2 separate regions of the Homo sapiens genome follow, and region 1 is linked to region 2. The links are chromatin loops, found by intact Hi-C in ENCODE. Cell type or tissue: mammary epithelial cell. All regions are shown on one strand. Links, peaks and the distances in the headings refer to the core of each region. The heading gives the core; the rest is flanking DNA. Region 1 overlaps CRIM1 (cysteine rich transmembrane BMP regulator 1). Region 2 overlaps CRIM1 (cysteine rich transmembrane BMP regulator 1).

Region 1 (2,925 bases), core at 301-2,800, 100 kb before region 2:
TATCCCTGAGAAAAGTCAAATCTCTCCAGAAAAAGTTATAACCTCATCAGGAGTTTGTATAGAAAAATAAGAATAACCTACTTTGCAGTGATTTATCACCAGGCAGAAACTGGCTGAAGAGGTGTCTGTGTTATCCATAAAATGTGTTTTCATCATTGCTGCATCACACATCACATGGGTTAGATTGGTGTAGAATATGTGGAACCTAGTGCTGCTTGCACAGTGAACATTTTGCAAAAGGAGGAAGACACTTAGGGCTTTAGATAATTCTCCTCTGTTTTAGCTGAAAACGTTTGGAGAACGTTGAATGGTTTATGATTTTTGGCTGTTTTGAATTATTTCCTCTATATAGAGAAAAAATAGACAATCAAAAATTGGCGTGTGATACTATACATCATTGTTTTATATTGAGTGGACAAATAAGAACCGTGTTGCATTCATAAGATGGATAAATCAAGGAAGGTTTTGTGGAGGAACTAGGAATTGGGTCCAACTCTGAGAAATTTGTTGATTGGCTCAGCAGAAGGGAAGGAGAGTTTAAGAGCAGCCTTGGATAGAAAAGAGAGGACGGACAGAGAGGTACAGATAGGAAGATACTAAGGAGGCCAAATCAGTGGGCTTCAGTGGCTGATTGACTTTCGGGGATGAAGAAAGGGAAGACTTCCAGATTGTGGGAGGACTATTATCAAGATAAATGCTGGAGAGGAGGTGGTCAGGATAGATTTTGGGAGGATGATAGGATATATTGTGGTGTCATTTATTAGAATGTGAAATACAAGGAGAGCAGCTTTGTGGGAGGTTGGATGAGGTAGGTACTCTGTTTGGTTATGTTTGAGGTATCTATGGAGAATCAAGGGGAGGATGAGAGTTACAGGTCTGGAACTCAGAGAGAGATCTGAGCTGGAGATAAGAATTTATGAGTCACCCTCTGAGGGAGACTGTGGTGTCTAATGACTTTTTGAGTACATAAATGATGTGAGGAGTATGAGCATTTTTAGGAAGATTAATGTGACAGTAATGTGCATAATGGAGGAAAAAAGTGACTGGCAATGTTAACACACCAAGAGTGATACCAAGTGTATCTTATACAAAAGGACCCCGTGCAGGGAAGCTGGCACAGGAAGTGACTCCTCTGTTAGCATGGTAGAAGAAAATCCAAGGGTTGCTACTGTTAGCCAAGTGAAAGTCTAAAACACAATTGCCAGTGCCCATGATATTGAGATGTATAAAATGGAATACATTATTTTAATTAATTGTTAATTGATTGGTTGACTAATTTATACTCCCTTGTTCAAAAAAGCCTTTAAAAGTATCTGACTATAGTAGAGCTGGTCAGACCCACACCTGGAATTAGGGCTAGTTCAGAGTAGAAGCACTGAAATGATTAAGTAATTGGATAGAGAGGTCAAGAAATAGGATTATAGTCATAGACTCTTTCAGTCCAGAAGGTACTCAGCATTCTCTACAAGTACCTTCCGAGGCGACCGCTTTCAGTTTAGAGCTGCTTTAATTGTTGATTCATTCATGCATTTATTCATGTATTCATTCAAAAAGAATGTATTGAGCACATGCCATGTGCCACTACACCTCAGATTCACTAGGGCAAATTTAGTTTGCTTTTACCTGAGGACTATTTTCTAAATGACCTAAATTGCAACACATTTTCAATATACTATGGGAGCTTGCTTTGTTTTTTTGTTTTTATATTTTGATTTTACATTGTATGGCTATGTTCTCTGAAATGAAACTAATTTTTACACAAAGACTTCTGTTTTATAGCCTTTTTTCTTTTCATTTTTAAAAGCGCAGATAACAGTTGCCTCAGATCATTAACTTAATTATCCTGTACTCTAAATTTACTATTTCAGTGCTACCTAAGGAAATGGTAATATCATGAGTTTTTTATTCCATTTTTAGTTTTTTACATTTCACTTATTTCACTTCCTTTTTTTCTTTACACAAGTAAAGCGTACGTGCTAAATTTTATTCTCGATTGTTACCTCGTCCTTGGTCTAGAGGCTGTAGTACAACCCTGTGCTGTGTGTGGCCTAATAAAATGTTGTAAATCTTATGTCATCTGTAATGTTTGTCAGTAAACAAATCTTTAGTATTTAGAAAGAAATATTATGCCATTTTTTATTTATATAACTTTTTTTCTCAAAAGCATTTTGGGTATTTTTTATGTGCGTGGGAGAAAATGCTCACAGAAAACACCCAAGTAAATGTGATCTGGTGGAGCTGGGAGTATTAGCATTCATGCCGCCTTTGAAATAGTGCAACAGAATTTCCTCTTAATGTTCCTGCCACTAGAACCGCTTCATGGAGACACTTTTCAGCTGTAGCAAGAAACCTGCTGCCATTGCATAAGTACAGGGAAGACAGAGGCTCCCAGCTCTGCCCCTACCCGCTGTCCCATACGGAGCTGAAGGTCCATGGGGAGCCTGGGTATCATGCACTGAGGGTGTCTCCTAAGTTTCTCAAACTTGAGAGAGCTTGATGGTCACACAGAGAGCTGGCTTAACTAGGACTAGACTAGGGCTAGGGAAATCTGCATTTCCAGCAAGCCCCAGGAGAAGCTGCTGCTGCCCATTTTCACCACAGTTTGAGTAGAAAAGTTATAGAGTGTTTATGTGAATCGACTTCGCTGCACAGAGAAATGGATTTGTTGTGCTGGTGTCAGAGAACATCATATCTTCAAGTAGTCACTGGACCTAATTTTGATTTCCACTACTTCTTTCATTGTTTTTTTAAAAAAGCATATCTTATACATTGCTTTGCTTCAAATGTTAATACATGGTAATGATTTCATTATGCAATTAAAAAATTTTTTTCTCAAGTAAATGTTAAATTAAAAATGAAATATTTCATATTATACAGGACCTCATGGTAAGGGACAAAACAAACCCTGGGACTCGGATGCTGGAA
Region 2 (2,925 bases), core at 239-2,738:
CCGAGAACTGGTTTTTATTCCCCTCCTAAAAGTTATGACACAATGATGTTGAACAAAACCATTGCTGTTTGAGGACCTGCTGTACTACAGCAAAGAAGTATGCAGTACTCCTCTAGGGGACACCATCCACAGTGTGTTCTCCATGGAGGTTACGTTGTATTTATATATAATGAATGGCGCCCCCGACAGCTGTGTCACGTTTTGAGCATAGGAGCAAACATTCCTATTTTTCCAGAATGAACAGAGTTTTACTACATAGTTGCTATCGACCGGCCATGCTGTACAGGCCCTGTACTTTGCCATTGTTCATCACTTTCTCTTCAATCGTAACTTCTCCCCATGTATTAGAAAGCAATTTTAGATCACGGTAAAGTCATGACGCTGAAAAATTAGGAACATAAAGCCACCTTTTTCTGCGTGGTTGCCTCAAGTGATGTACTAAAGCTTTACAAACAAACATATAAACCCCTACCCTTCTATGAATACTGTTTTTCTACTCTTTATTTATGTTTTTATTTATTTATTTTTTTTTTAGACACAGGTTCTCACCCTGTCACCCAGGCTGGTGTGCAGTGGTGCAGTCACAGCTCTCACTGCAGCCTCGACCTCCTGGGTTCAAGTAATCCTCTTGCCTCAGCCTCCCAAGTAGCTGGGATTACATTCACTCACCACCACACCCAGCTAATGTTTTATTTTCTGGCAGAGGCAAGGTCTCACTATGTTGCACAGGCTGGTCTCAAACTCTTGGCCTCAAGCAATTCTCCCACCTCAGCTTCCCAAAGTGCTGGGATTACAGGTTCCAGCCAGCCGCAGTCAGTCTCCTCTTTATTTAAATGTTTGCTATGATGATGCATTTCTCTTAAGAAAACTTCATAATTGACATATGTGGATTTAGGACTACCTTCCAGTTTTTAATGTTGTCTATTTCTGAACTAGAAGATGGTATTTTGAGATGTTTTGGCAAGTGCTAGTATTTCAGGAAAATTTCAATGTTATCAGAGTAAGTTATTTTCATGCTGTCATTTCTCTGATAATATAGCAGTCTTGATGACAGTGGAGGAGTAGGTAACAAGAACATTGATTGATGCATTTAGTTAGCAAATGTTGTTGAATACCCACTCTGTACCAAATACCATGGTTGTCCCTATACAGTGTGTGCCTAAAGATACTAGGGCCTGGGCCTAGAGCTCCCTCTATTGGGAAGCTGAATGTAGATGGGCCAGAGCATAACATGCAGGAGAATGGTCCCAATTCAGGGCAGCACTAGAGCATCCCACTCCTAGGAGGCATAGCCAGTCTCCTTCTAATGAATGTCCTGTATTTTTATTTAAATGTACCAGCCTTTGTTTGAAATTCCATTCCATTGCAAAGCAGAGGTAGATTACAGACTAGTTTTTATCACATTGTTTAAACTTGAATGGAGACACAACAGTTTTCTTTAAAGGTGAAGCACATTCAAGATCAAGGTCTGTGGAAAAACTCCTTCTTTATTGCAGGACCAGAAAAATAAAGGCACCAAGGTGCTCAGGCTCCAAAATTGCAGGGAATTTAATCCCAAGGGATGTTGACTGACTCTGGGAGGTTTTCAGGGTGTTTTTAATTCATCTGTTTCCCAACATAATTCATTTGTAGCCATGACCTAAGCATTCTTGTGACAGAAAAATGGGTTCACAATTGACATCTGTGTTAGAGAAACATGACTAATAAAGTCTTCTTTTTTCACCATTCCCTTAATAATGGGGAATGAAAAATTATGACCTTTCAAGTCATATAATTACAAATTTCTAAATGAACCATTTAGAATTTCTCTTTTAAGGATGCAAATTAGTAATCAGTTGCTTTACAGTGTAATACAGGCACATGAGGTTATATTTATATGTGTAATAAAAGGTTTATGATAATGACAGAGTAGAAAATTACACCATAAATCACATTTTCCTTCTTAAAAGATAGCAAATTAAATATGCAAATATTGCCAACTGAGATTCACAAAAGATGCTATCTTGAAATATTTATGTAAAACACGGACCCATTTCACCTATTCATTGTAGTTAAGTTTTAATTTTAGATTATAATATAAGTGTGTTTTGAGGGGACAGATGCGTTCTGTTTTTCCCAGTGACTTCTGTGTTATTACAATATTCATGCTTAAAGGACGGCCAGATAAAATAAAAATTTGTTCATCATTCCAATAATTAGACTCTGCTTCCCATTTCACCAGTCCATGTAGAACAATATTCAAACATTGCTGTACTTTGGCCATCACCATATTAACTTCCCTTCTTTAAATTTGATTGTCTTTCAAATTCTATATTTAATTCACACAGGTCTCAACTTGCTTGCTTTATATAATTAAGCATGCTTTTTTTCTTTTTAACCTTAAACATTTCTATTTCCCTTTTCTCTCGTAAGCCCTATATAACCTTTTAAAATCATTTTAGAAGACTTCTATTAGGCTAATAACTTCAGTAATGTTGCTAGTCACCATTGCTACTTTCCTTTTTGCTCTTCTAAAATAGTATTGTAACTGACTAGCAGAGGACAGTTAAACATCACTCCAGATTCTGCTAACGGGATACTTTGAACACTTCAAATAGTGGTTACTTAAACCTTAATATGAGTATTTTTTCAACACACACATTTTTTAGCCTGTGAACTAAAAAGCCTATTATGTAAGTATATCCAAATACAGGGGTATTTGTCAGCACATAGAGAAAAAACATATCTAAATGTAACACTGAATATTTTAATTACTATCATTTTGTAAAAGATGTACTTTTTTGAAAGTAATAGTAAGAAATCCCTTATGCTGCATACAATATGCAGTATTATATGATAGCATCTAACACCCATAAAAGTAGTTGTCATGTGGATATTTAAAAACATGCGTTATGGGATGGGCGCAGTGACTCACACCTGTAACCC

Evidence for each region. Hi-C counts contacts between places; a loop is a spot of excess contacts. Peaks named below come from ENCODE experiments on the same cell type or tissue, not always from the same donor. Only the 100,000 strongest peaks of a DNase experiment are listed, where the experiment ranks them.
Region 1: a loop joins it to region 2, with 3.0 times the contacts of the local background. A loop is called at or near these places in 2 of 110 quality-filtered maps.

Annotation. Positions count from the first base shown.
Region 1 is chr2:36,403,004-36,405,928 of GRCh38, forward strand. All of the region lies in intron 2 of CRIM1 (cysteine rich transmembrane BMP regulator 1), which reads left to right. Among named protein-coding and RNA genes, the nearest start is that of CRIM1, 49 kb to the left of the region's middle. In mammary epithelial cell, for the core only: no CTCF peak of the experiment used is centred there; DNase peaks (open chromatin) are centred at 908 and 1,508; H3K27ac peaks cover 1,835 bases.
Region 2 is chr2:36,506,342-36,509,266 of GRCh38, forward strand. The region is part of intron 8 of CRIM1 (cysteine rich transmembrane BMP regulator 1); the gene reads left to right. Among named protein-coding and RNA genes, the nearest start is that of FEZ2, 90 kb to the right of the region's middle. RefSeq lists an enhancer at 1,052-1,596. In mammary epithelial cell, for the core only: a CTCF peak has its summit at 1,195 (motif pointing left); no DNase peak of the experiment used is centred there.